Linked DNA regions of Homo sapiens: region 2 is linked to region 1. A link is a loop called in an ENCODE intact Hi-C map of the cell type or tissue named here. Cell type or tissue: PC-3. All regions are shown on one strand.

Region 1 (5,000 bases):
AGAAACTGAGATCTTGCTCTATTTTACTGATCATGTAAATGAGCTTAAAGTGACTGGAATTCTACTTAGTGTATTAATTTTCATACCAATTCTTATGGTTACCTTAGGAAGAGCTGCTCAGTTGTTTAAAATGTAGCTTGGTCTATGGTTTTAATTATCTGTTTTACAAAATGAGCTTTTTGCATCTTGGAATCCTTCTCTTCTCTTATGTATTCTGACCTTGAAGGGTCACTGTATTTGGAAGGGATGGGACCATGATCTCATTCTTTGGAATGGTTTGTAATCATTTTAGTTTTAAGGAACCACAAACTCACCTTCAAGCTGTGTGTACAACTGAGCCCATATTAGTTGAAATTGTCATGCTTGTTAGAAATGCCCACACACAAAGTGCAGCCAGATGTGTCACAGAGAAAAATATGTAAGCCAATTACTTTACATACAGAGCAGGATGCTGCGGAAAATTCATCCAAGTAGCCCTTTCAATCTACCTATTTTGAAAATGTTCTCTATAAGCTCTAGCAGTACAGAATGCACCTGTTCCTGGGCCTTTGTTCAAAATAATGTCTGGGCCTGAGGGAGCTGATTTGTGGCACAAAAGGTCTTTAGATGAGCAGAGGCCCAGAAAATTTCCTTAGCTCCATAATTGAAGTGAATTCTCTCCCAAGTTGAGCAAGAGAAGAAGAAAAGGCAACTTCTTCCTCACGTAGTGCCAGGTGCAACATAAATAAAGCAGCAAGTTGCTTTAAATCTTTCTTAAGATAATGGAACAATAGGTGAGGTTAGGGTTATTATCACAGAGCTTCGATATGGACAGGACTTAGTGTTGCTTTTAAAAGAACTAAATTGCAGGCTGCAGACGTAAGTACAGTATGCCGTAAAAACTTTGCAGATACCTGAGTGTTGCCAACAAGGAGACTTGCTGGCTGAGACGACTGATAGATGGGATAATGGAGCCTTTAATAATAGCTGTATTGCTAAATCCTTTCCATCCCAGGTTGGGAGTGACTGAAAGTAGTTTAGTCCTTCAGGTAGAAAATTGATACTCTGCAATGTGAATATCCTCTTCTCCCTCAAGCTTGCTTGTTTCCTAGCTGTCCGTCATTCAATGAATAACAAAATCTGTCCTTTTCTCCCTTTTCCTGTTTCAGACTTTAATAGCTCTCCCTGCCCTCTTAGGGCTCTGCCTGCTTTAATTGGCAAGGCAGTCATAGCACACAGCCACTCTGTACCACTAGATTGCCTCCCTGTGCCTGGGCAATTTCAGAAAATGGTGGTTTTCCTTTCGTTTCCATCTTTTTTAAGACTTAAAAAGTATCTGCTCTCATTTTCTCCTAGCGGCCTCCATGCCTTGACTCAAAAAATGCTGCCTTAGTTGACAGCCTTGAAATGAGTATGACCCTAGCTCTAGTTGGGTGGAAATCACCTCGCATAGAAATAGACCTGGAGGGCCGGGCACGGTGGCTCACTCCTATAATCCCAGCACTTTGGGAGGCCCAGGTGGGTGGATCCCGAGGTCAGGAGTTCAAGACCAGCCTGGCCAACATGGTGAAACCCCGTCTCTACTAAAAATACAAAAATTAGCCGGGCGTGGTGGCAGGTGCCTGTAATCCCAGCTACTCAGGAGGCTGAGGCAGGAGAATCACTTGAACCCAGGAGGCTAAGGTGGCAGTGAGCCAAGATCACGCCATTGCACTCTAACTTGGCGACAAGAGCAAGACTCCGTCTCAAAAAAAAAAAAAGAAAGAAATAGACCTGGAGATAAGCCATCTGCAGAGAGGTGCCCATCACACATGGAGAGAGCCTCTGTACTGTCGCAAAGTCAGCACTTTATTCTGCCCTGTGACCTGTCCCTCAGCCAAAGGCTCTGTGACTCATGGCCATGCTATGCTCAGAAGCCCTGTGTGGTAGGAACTCCTGAAGCTACCTTGGGTTGCCATTAGCCCAGATACTAAAGTGCCTGGCTTGTTTTGTAGAGCAACCTTTTTATTTTCAGTGTTCCTATTGCTTAAGATGGGGGCGGGGATAAAAGATCTAAGCACTGGTGTGAAAGATGAGGTGAAGACAAATACAATTAAGACCAAAACATTCATTTCTAAAAACTTCATGAGGGAAACGGGTGTGCTTTGCAGTCTTTTCAGCCATTACTCACATCCTTAGGAGCAATTAAGCTTTTCAACATTCAAGACCCACAAGAGTTCAGTCAATAGTTACATAATTATGGCATGTGTGGGTGGGTGCGGAAGGCTGGGAAGGCACGATGGGTAGACAAAAGTTAACGTTGTTTTGATTAAAGGTTGTACATAAGTCTACTGAAGAAAATAATTACCAATATTAGCACTGGCCACTTTTCAACAGAGTCAACAGTTGACACTCTTCACATGATTTAATGGCATAAAAATGATTTCTGCTCCCTACCAAATCTTTAAATTGCTACTCTTATCAGAATATGGAATTCCTATTAGGGTCACAGCTCATGTGAATTGCTAAAGTAAGGATTGTGAATCTCAAGGGAATGCCATTAGTCTTTTTGTCATCAGCATCATTCTCACCATCATCTTCATCACAGGTTTTCATCCAAAGTGCCTGAATGTTTTGTATTTTACTTTTTGTTTTCTATATGTGCCCTTGGACATACAAAATTTTGCAGATTTTTATCATTCATAATTTAAGGAGAAAATCTGCTCAAAGTGATCCTTTATAAAAATATTACATATGTGTGTGGATATATATATACACGTGCACACCCACACATACTTACACACTATTTTCCTTATCTATAAGAAGAAAAGTGATAGATTATTTGAAATTATTGAATATTCTATGTATATGTTAATATAACAATGATTTTATTTCATAAGTGGCAGCACACTCGCATATTAAGCTGTCAAAGTCTTACAGTATTACCTAGTTCTAATTAGTACTGAAACTTTGTACTGTGGATATTCATGTTTGTTCTTTACTCTGTTAACTGTCTATTAAATATTTCGTTTTGTATTTTCATTTTTTTCTATTTTTATTTTGAAGCAATGATTTTATTTAATTAAGAGAAATGCTTAAAGACTTAATTCATAAAACACCGTATGAGACCATTACAAGCATGTAATCTCCAGCACTTTGGGAGGCAAAGGTGGGAGGATCACTTGAGAGCAGGAGTTCAAGACCAGCCTGGGCAACACAGCAAGACCCTGCCTCTACAAAAATTAAAAAGAAAAAAAAAATTAACCAGGCATGGTGGTGCATACCTGTAGTCCTGGCTACTGAGGACAGCTTGAGCCCAGGAGTTTGAGGCTGCAGTGAGCTGTAATTGTGCCACTGTACTCCAGCCTTGGCAACAGAGCAAGATTCTGACTCTAAAATAAAAACAAAATGTTTAAAAAAAAAACTGTGGAAAATATTTTTTTATATTTTACCCTACTAAATGATACCAACATTGTATAGCTTCCTCAAGCTTGAATTATTATCCCTTTATAATCTATGAGAAAGACAAGTACTTTGTAGTCCACTTACAAAAAAAAATACATATTTTTCACTTGTGGTTTTAAACATAGGCCATGAAGAGATTTACATATCATGGCTCTCCAGCATCCTGTGTAATATATACTCGTGTGTTTATTTCCATCTTACAATCTCTATTGTTATTATGGCTCTGGCAGCCATGTTTTTTTTTTATTTAAAAGGTCATTGCTTGTAACCAATTTCATCACAGGGTTATTTGTAATTTGCACTGTTAGAACAGAGCTTCGCCTTGTTCTCTGGTGAATCTCCAGAGTTATTACAGTTATGCCTGCGCAGGTATTTCCCTATGTGGGTGTTACTTTGTCGCTGCAGTTGTTGATGATATTTTATTTGAAAACATACACTTCTCTGTGAGGTTACAAATTACCTCTTTTCTTCACTTTATTTTTGTGCTTGGACTCAGATACATTATTTTGTTCATGCCATAGGGATTGAAGCCACAGTGTGTAAAATTCCAGATTGCCATTGTAATACTGTTCATCCAGTTTTTGTTTTTAAGAGGTCTTCATTTAAATTGTGAATTAGAGGGGTGATTTTTATTCAGGTCAAGTGTCAAACTTGCCGGGATGAACTTATTTAGTTGTTGCTCTGGGCTGGTCATGTATGCAATCTTCCTTGAAATATGTGACCTGTTAGAGGGTTTTATCTTAAAGGTAAGAGTGATTCTGTTTAGTAACCCACCCTTTTGCAAGTTCTAAAAAGAGAAATGGAGTAAACTATTAATGGTGAAGCCAATGTTTATGTTTCTTCCTGGTGAGCATGATAGTATGAAATATGTCAGTTTGCTGATCCCAAACTCATTCACTCCTTTTAAGTTTTCAGACCCCATATGCTGATAATGTCATCATTGGAATGTATCCAGATCCAACTAGATACTTGTAGCTGATAAAGTTTGAGGCGAACAGTGTCAGAAAACACACAGCAGAGAAAACAAGTCCTTCAACTTCTTTTTTCTCTGTCAGAAGCAAATTTTCAGGCCTATGGGAGAAACAACTTAAAAATACACCTGAAATTTCTACAAGACCTTGCAATTTCCCTTCACATCTCCACAAGCAGCTTGTCACAGAACAGCACGAGCTTAAAAAGCTGGTTACTAAATCCTGCTGCAGAATGCCAGATCTTTCAAGACTGTTTGACACATGCATATAGTTTACACTGAGTGAAAAGGAAAGGAAAATGTGGTTCTTTTGAGGGTGTAAAGGAAATGGTGTAGTGTTTTCTTTCTGTCCAGTGGTTTATCTCAAGCTTCCCATTGCTCACCGTGACAAGAAAACAGCTCAGTTTCCTTTTTGGCCAGCCTCATCAAGTGTAATGGAAGAAAATGTCTGTCTCTTTTAATGCAGTTGATGAACAATTGTTTGCATAAGCAGAACTCGCTCAGCGAAGTGTTTTTCTTGCTGAAGGCCTCACTGATGTGTTATTTGAACGGTGTTGTGAAGCGGGTCTCTGAATACACATTTGTTCCAGTGAGTGTGGTTATAAAG
Region 2 (5,000 bases), 400 kb before region 1:
ATGCTGATGAAGCGTGGAATTAATCTCACATGCATAACATTTAAAGTTTTCCAGTGGCAAGCTTAAGATTCTTGTTCTGTAGCGAGTTTTTATTGGTATAGTTTGTATTACTATGATTACAAAACATCATTGGTTCAAATATATCCTTTTGCTTACTCGTCCAGTTAAACACTAGCTCTATTTAAATGAGTTTTTAATGAACCATGCTAGCAAGTAAGGCTCAGAGAATGATTAAGGATTTAGTATTGTCTCTGTGTCATTAAAGTAAATTCAGTCATCAGAAAGCTTACAAATTGATTTTTAGTTCCCTTTTTGTTGTGTCTACGTAATAATTAGTTACTACATCATCGCATTTGCTTCTGAGATTATTCATCTTGCCCATTTGCCAGTCTTACCATGTTCTCTTTGAGGGAACACTGCATGTGTTCATGATAAAATCACAACTCGTGCCACTTCCTCCAGTTTGGAGTCAACCTATCTGTATGTGATTAGCCCATTTCTGAATTATTTTGTTCTGTCTTACTGTGCTATCCTACTTTTTATTAATACTTAAGCAGTAGTGTTATGTAGTTGTAACCTCATGGGTGGATACCAGTGTAACAGTGGCACTCATGATAGAGAGTAGAGCAAGAGGGGTTTATATTATATTTGGCAGGTGGGTCAGTTAGCTGATGGCTATACGAATTTGCATATTTTCATTGTGGTTTGTGGTTGACATACTCAAGGCTATTAGTTGAACATAAGTCTTAAACTGGGAATCTAATTAGTCTGAAGGCTCAGTGGGTGATAGACTATGTCACCCTGAGGGACAACAGAATTAAATTTCAGCTCTGAAATGTAAGCATCAGGGCTAGGGAGTATCATAGGTGAATATCTTTCACTGTGGTTTCCAGATGCAGTGGAATATCTCTATTAGGCATGAGTGTTCAAGAAATACTTTCTTCTTAAAGGATGGCATTAGCTCTTGTCGGACAGGTCTCCCTTTGGCAATTGACAGATAGAAGCTTATGATGATGGTGGTCTCCTGTGTTGTTCAGGAAGCAGCGGGAATGTTCTGCCCTCTCCTGCATGATATTTTGCTGGAAATGGCTTTATTAAAGATTGATCTCATTTAGCTCCCTTTCTTATGTTGGATAATACACTGTGATAATCTACAAAAGCATGTTAGTGTTTGGTTAGTTTTTCTTTTATGTAAGTGCCACAGGTTATCACGTGTGCTTTATGGGAGACAAGTGTAAATGAAATCTTAAAAAAAAATAAGAGATAGAAAAAGGGGAATTCAGAAACTCAAATACTTGATCTAATTTATAATTTTTTTGGACATCCTTGAGTGAAAGGGCAGAAGAATTTAAATGTATTGGTAGGTATGATCCTAATTATAGAAATCTATAATTTATAAACTATGGAGACGAAAAGTGATTTTTGAATTAGTGATAGTTTAGAATTATACATCATGGAACAGCCTGACTTCAAACTTAAAAAATGCATGTATCTCCAACTCCTTTAGTTTTATTGTTAAGTTTTTGAAATTTATTTCATTATGCTCTAGTTCTCCCATATCTGTTGAATTTTCTTTCTATTCTCTTCTGTTACATTCTTCTTTATAGGCACATCTGCCCATGACATCTCCCTGTCATCTCTCAAACACGCACTTTCTGTGTTGTGCTTCTTGTTGACTAAGCCGCTGGATCTGGCTTGACTCATGGAGGCTGCTCATGTTTCTTAGATGAAGAGAGGGTCATGGAGGCATCTTCAAGTTTATTCTTGTTTCTAGTATTCTCCAACATGTTTTGTACTTTATCCAGGGCCAAAATATGATGCCTTTTTAAAAGAATTATAAGTCTTTATTTCATAGGAAAACAATTGCATATATTGACATTGAGTGTCCAATGACACCCATCATAATTGACTTTCCCTGGATATGTCTAGCTTATACATGAAGAAAGCAATGGAAAGTGAGAGATTGCTCACAGGGTGTCACATTAAAATGGCTTCTCAGGGTGTGTGGAGTTTGAACCTAGAGGTCTTTGAGATTTCACTTAGACTTGGCTTAAATCAGCTTTCATTTTCCTGTATGAGGGTAGAATCTGCAAGTTCTTTGATCCTTTTAAGCCCTCTGTTTAAGACTGAGTGATGGCACCAGCAGGATGAATTGTCTGTGATGATCTTCATTACCCTCAGATATGTTCAGAAAAATTTTAAGTGGTGTCATCAAAATTGCATTAATTTGGTAAAGGCAGGTTATTACGTTTGATTAATCAAAAACGAACAGAATCCTATTCAGAGGTCTGCAGATAATCTTAGTTTGTAGCCTGCCAGTGCCCTGTGCTGTGGATATGTTAGATGCTCCAGAGCAGGAAGATTTGGAGAAAATAGGATCTTTGACTTGATTTCCCATCTCAAATTTATTCTGTATTTATTTATATGCTAGTCAGATTCATCTCTCTGAGGCTCGGCTTTGCTTCCTGTTAAGTGAAATAATAAAAACGACTTTGTGTTTCTGTGGGGCCCTCTAGAGGAGGATGTAGAGCGTCTGTGGAAGGTCTTCATTTTGTGCCATATCTATGTTGAACATGCATTTTCTAGCATGCTGTCTTCTTTCCGTGTTCTTTTTCCCATTACTATTCCTGTGTAGATCCAAGACACAGCGATTGAGCTTTGCATCTGTCTTCTTTACTCTTGAAACTATTCTCATATTTACAAAAGTAGAACGTATTTATCATCCATCACAATATAATTTAATAAAAGCTCATAGTAAACATACTTATTGTGTTCTGGAAGTTGTATACCTTATCTCTTTATTTGTCCTACATCTGGCAGAGCAGGCATAAGTGGCTGAAAACAATGCAAATTCATTACCTGGCAATTCTGCTTGGTAGAAGGCTGACATGGGTCAGAATGCCATAAAATCAGTGTGTTAACCGTGCTCCTTTCTCGAGGCTCTAGGGGAGAATCTATATCCTTGCCTTCTAAATGCTGCTCACTTTCCTTGGCTCATGACTCCCTTTGTTTGTCTTCAAGGTGGGCAGTGTAGTATTTCTCTGGCCATCATCACGTTTCTCTCTGGCCGCAGCCAGGCGTGGCTCTCCATTTTTCCAGACTTATGTAATTAGATGGGGCTCTACCTGGATAATGAAGGATAATCTTTCCATTTTAAGGTTCTTAACCTCCATCCTGTCTGCAAAGTCCCTTTTTCATAGAAGGTAACATTCACTGGTTCCAGGAGTTTGGACATGGATAACTTTGGGGAGACCATTATTCTGTCTACCCACAACCACCATCCTCTTTTCCAAATGAGGAGAGTAAGGTCTGGAGGTGTTAGAGAGGCCACTGGATTTACCAACAGCTACCCAAAAAATAAGGTCAGAGCTGGCTTTGAATGTAGCTTTTTCTGATTCTCCATTGCTGTTAGCCACTTTGCTACATGCAGTTGTGGGCTTTCAGGTCTTAATTTTACCTATTAAAGGGACTTCCCTAGATCCAAGGGTTTTATAAGCATTTCTGTGTGATGTTTCTATAAGAGGTTTTCTGTTGGGGGGTTCTGATGTTTCATAGTTAAAGTGACTTGTCCTGAGGTAGGGGAAAGTGGGTGACAATGTTTAGAGTTTATTTCTACTTGGGCTATTGTAGGTGTTATCCAAATTCTGCCTGTCTTTTCTCATGGAGACTTGATAGATGAATGGAACAGAAGAGAGATTAATAATTATTGCAAGGAAAAAAATGAACATTCAAAATGATCTACTTTGTGGACAGCAGTGAAGATTCCATCTGTTAAATTAGAATTTGAGTAACATTTCACAAATTTAAAAGACTTTTCCTTTACTTTTTGAAGGGCATGATGGAGATTTTTAATACGCAGTTTTTTGTGAAGGTTCCCCCCACCTTTTTTTTTTTTTTTTTTTGCTGTGTTACTATATGCATTCTTATAGAGTAGATTTTCTAAAATTATATATCTTTCCCAGTTTAACACAAAATTATTTCATATTGGGACCTGGCACTTAAATTTTGGTTTAAAAGAAAGCTGTGCAATTGTATGTTATTGGCATATTGCAAATCACCAACTGTGGTTCTATAATGTTTTCTAAAAATGCTGGAGATAATTATTGAAACTAATATATATGTATAAGCTCTTCCATCATGTGGCATTTAAAGACTTATTCTTTGTAATTTTCAATCTCCATTTTCAGTTTGCAGAAAGGACTCGATTCTTGAGAGAACACATCATTGTGAAAAGTTAATAACAAAACATGAATTTCATTTGCTTCCAATTAAGCACCAAAATGTCAAAACTTAATATCTTCAAAATGCATATTAAGCCACACACCTTATGAAAAGTATGATGATATTAAAATCAAGTATAGCAATCCAAAATCTTCATGCAGAGCTTGAAATGAGTATTTTAGTTTTTTGAGGCTACAAAGGTACCTTGACTTTTAGTTTTATTGCTCAAACTGAAACTAAAATTGCATGTTACTAGAAAGATGGGCTGGGTTGTCAAACTAGGGACCATGGGCCAAATTTGGCCTGTTTATTTTATAAATAAAGTTTTATTCAAATGTAGTCACAGTCATTTGTTTTTGTATTGTCTATGGGTGCTCTTTCATACTATAATTAGTGAGTAGAGTAGTTATGAAAGAGACGGTATGGGCCACAGCTCCAAAAATATTTACTGTCTTATTCTTTTCGAGAAAGTTTGCCCATTGACCCCTAATCTAGTGGAATGTCTGTGTCTCTAATACAGGCAGACACTTGCAAGTCACTGTCAGATAAACTGATTTTACTATATATGGATGTTTTGGTGTATACGTATGCATACCTTTCCCTTTTTTTTGTAACTATTAAGGACTTCTTTTCTGATTTATGTTGTTCATTATAAGGTTGAGTGGCCCAATTATTCATCCTACTGTGATTTCTTCATACCAATTACCGTGGTATGGTATGAACCCTGGTACTGGTTCTTCCAGATTGTTTAATCAGCTGATTCTATCTATACGTCAGCA

Evidence for each region. Peaks named below come from ENCODE experiments on the same cell type or tissue, not always from the same donor. Only the 100,000 strongest peaks of a DNase experiment are listed, where the experiment ranks them.
Region 2: a loop joins it to region 1, with 2.1 times the contacts of the local background. A loop is called at or near these places in 1 of 110 quality-filtered maps.

The regions. Positions count from the first base shown.
Region 1 is chr10:34,121,811-34,126,810 of GRCh38, reverse strand. All of the region lies in intron 23 of PARD3 (par-3 family cell polarity regulator), which reads left to right. Among named protein-coding and RNA genes, the nearest start is that of LINC02629, 220 kb to the right of the region's middle. In PC-3, no CTCF peak of the experiment used is centred here; DNase peaks (open chromatin) are centred at 1,880 and 4,810; H3K4me3 peaks cover 1,291 bases; H3K27ac peaks cover 1,965 bases.
Region 2 is chr10:34,520,267-34,525,266 of GRCh38, reverse strand. All of the region lies in intron 2 of PARD3 (par-3 family cell polarity regulator), which reads left to right. Among named protein-coding and RNA genes, the nearest start is that of PARD3, 290 kb to the left of the region's middle. In PC-3, a CTCF peak has its summit at 2,518 (motif pointing left); DNase peaks (open chromatin) are centred at 1,676, 2,486 and 4,986; H3K4me3 peaks cover 592 bases; H3K27ac peaks cover 3,132 bases.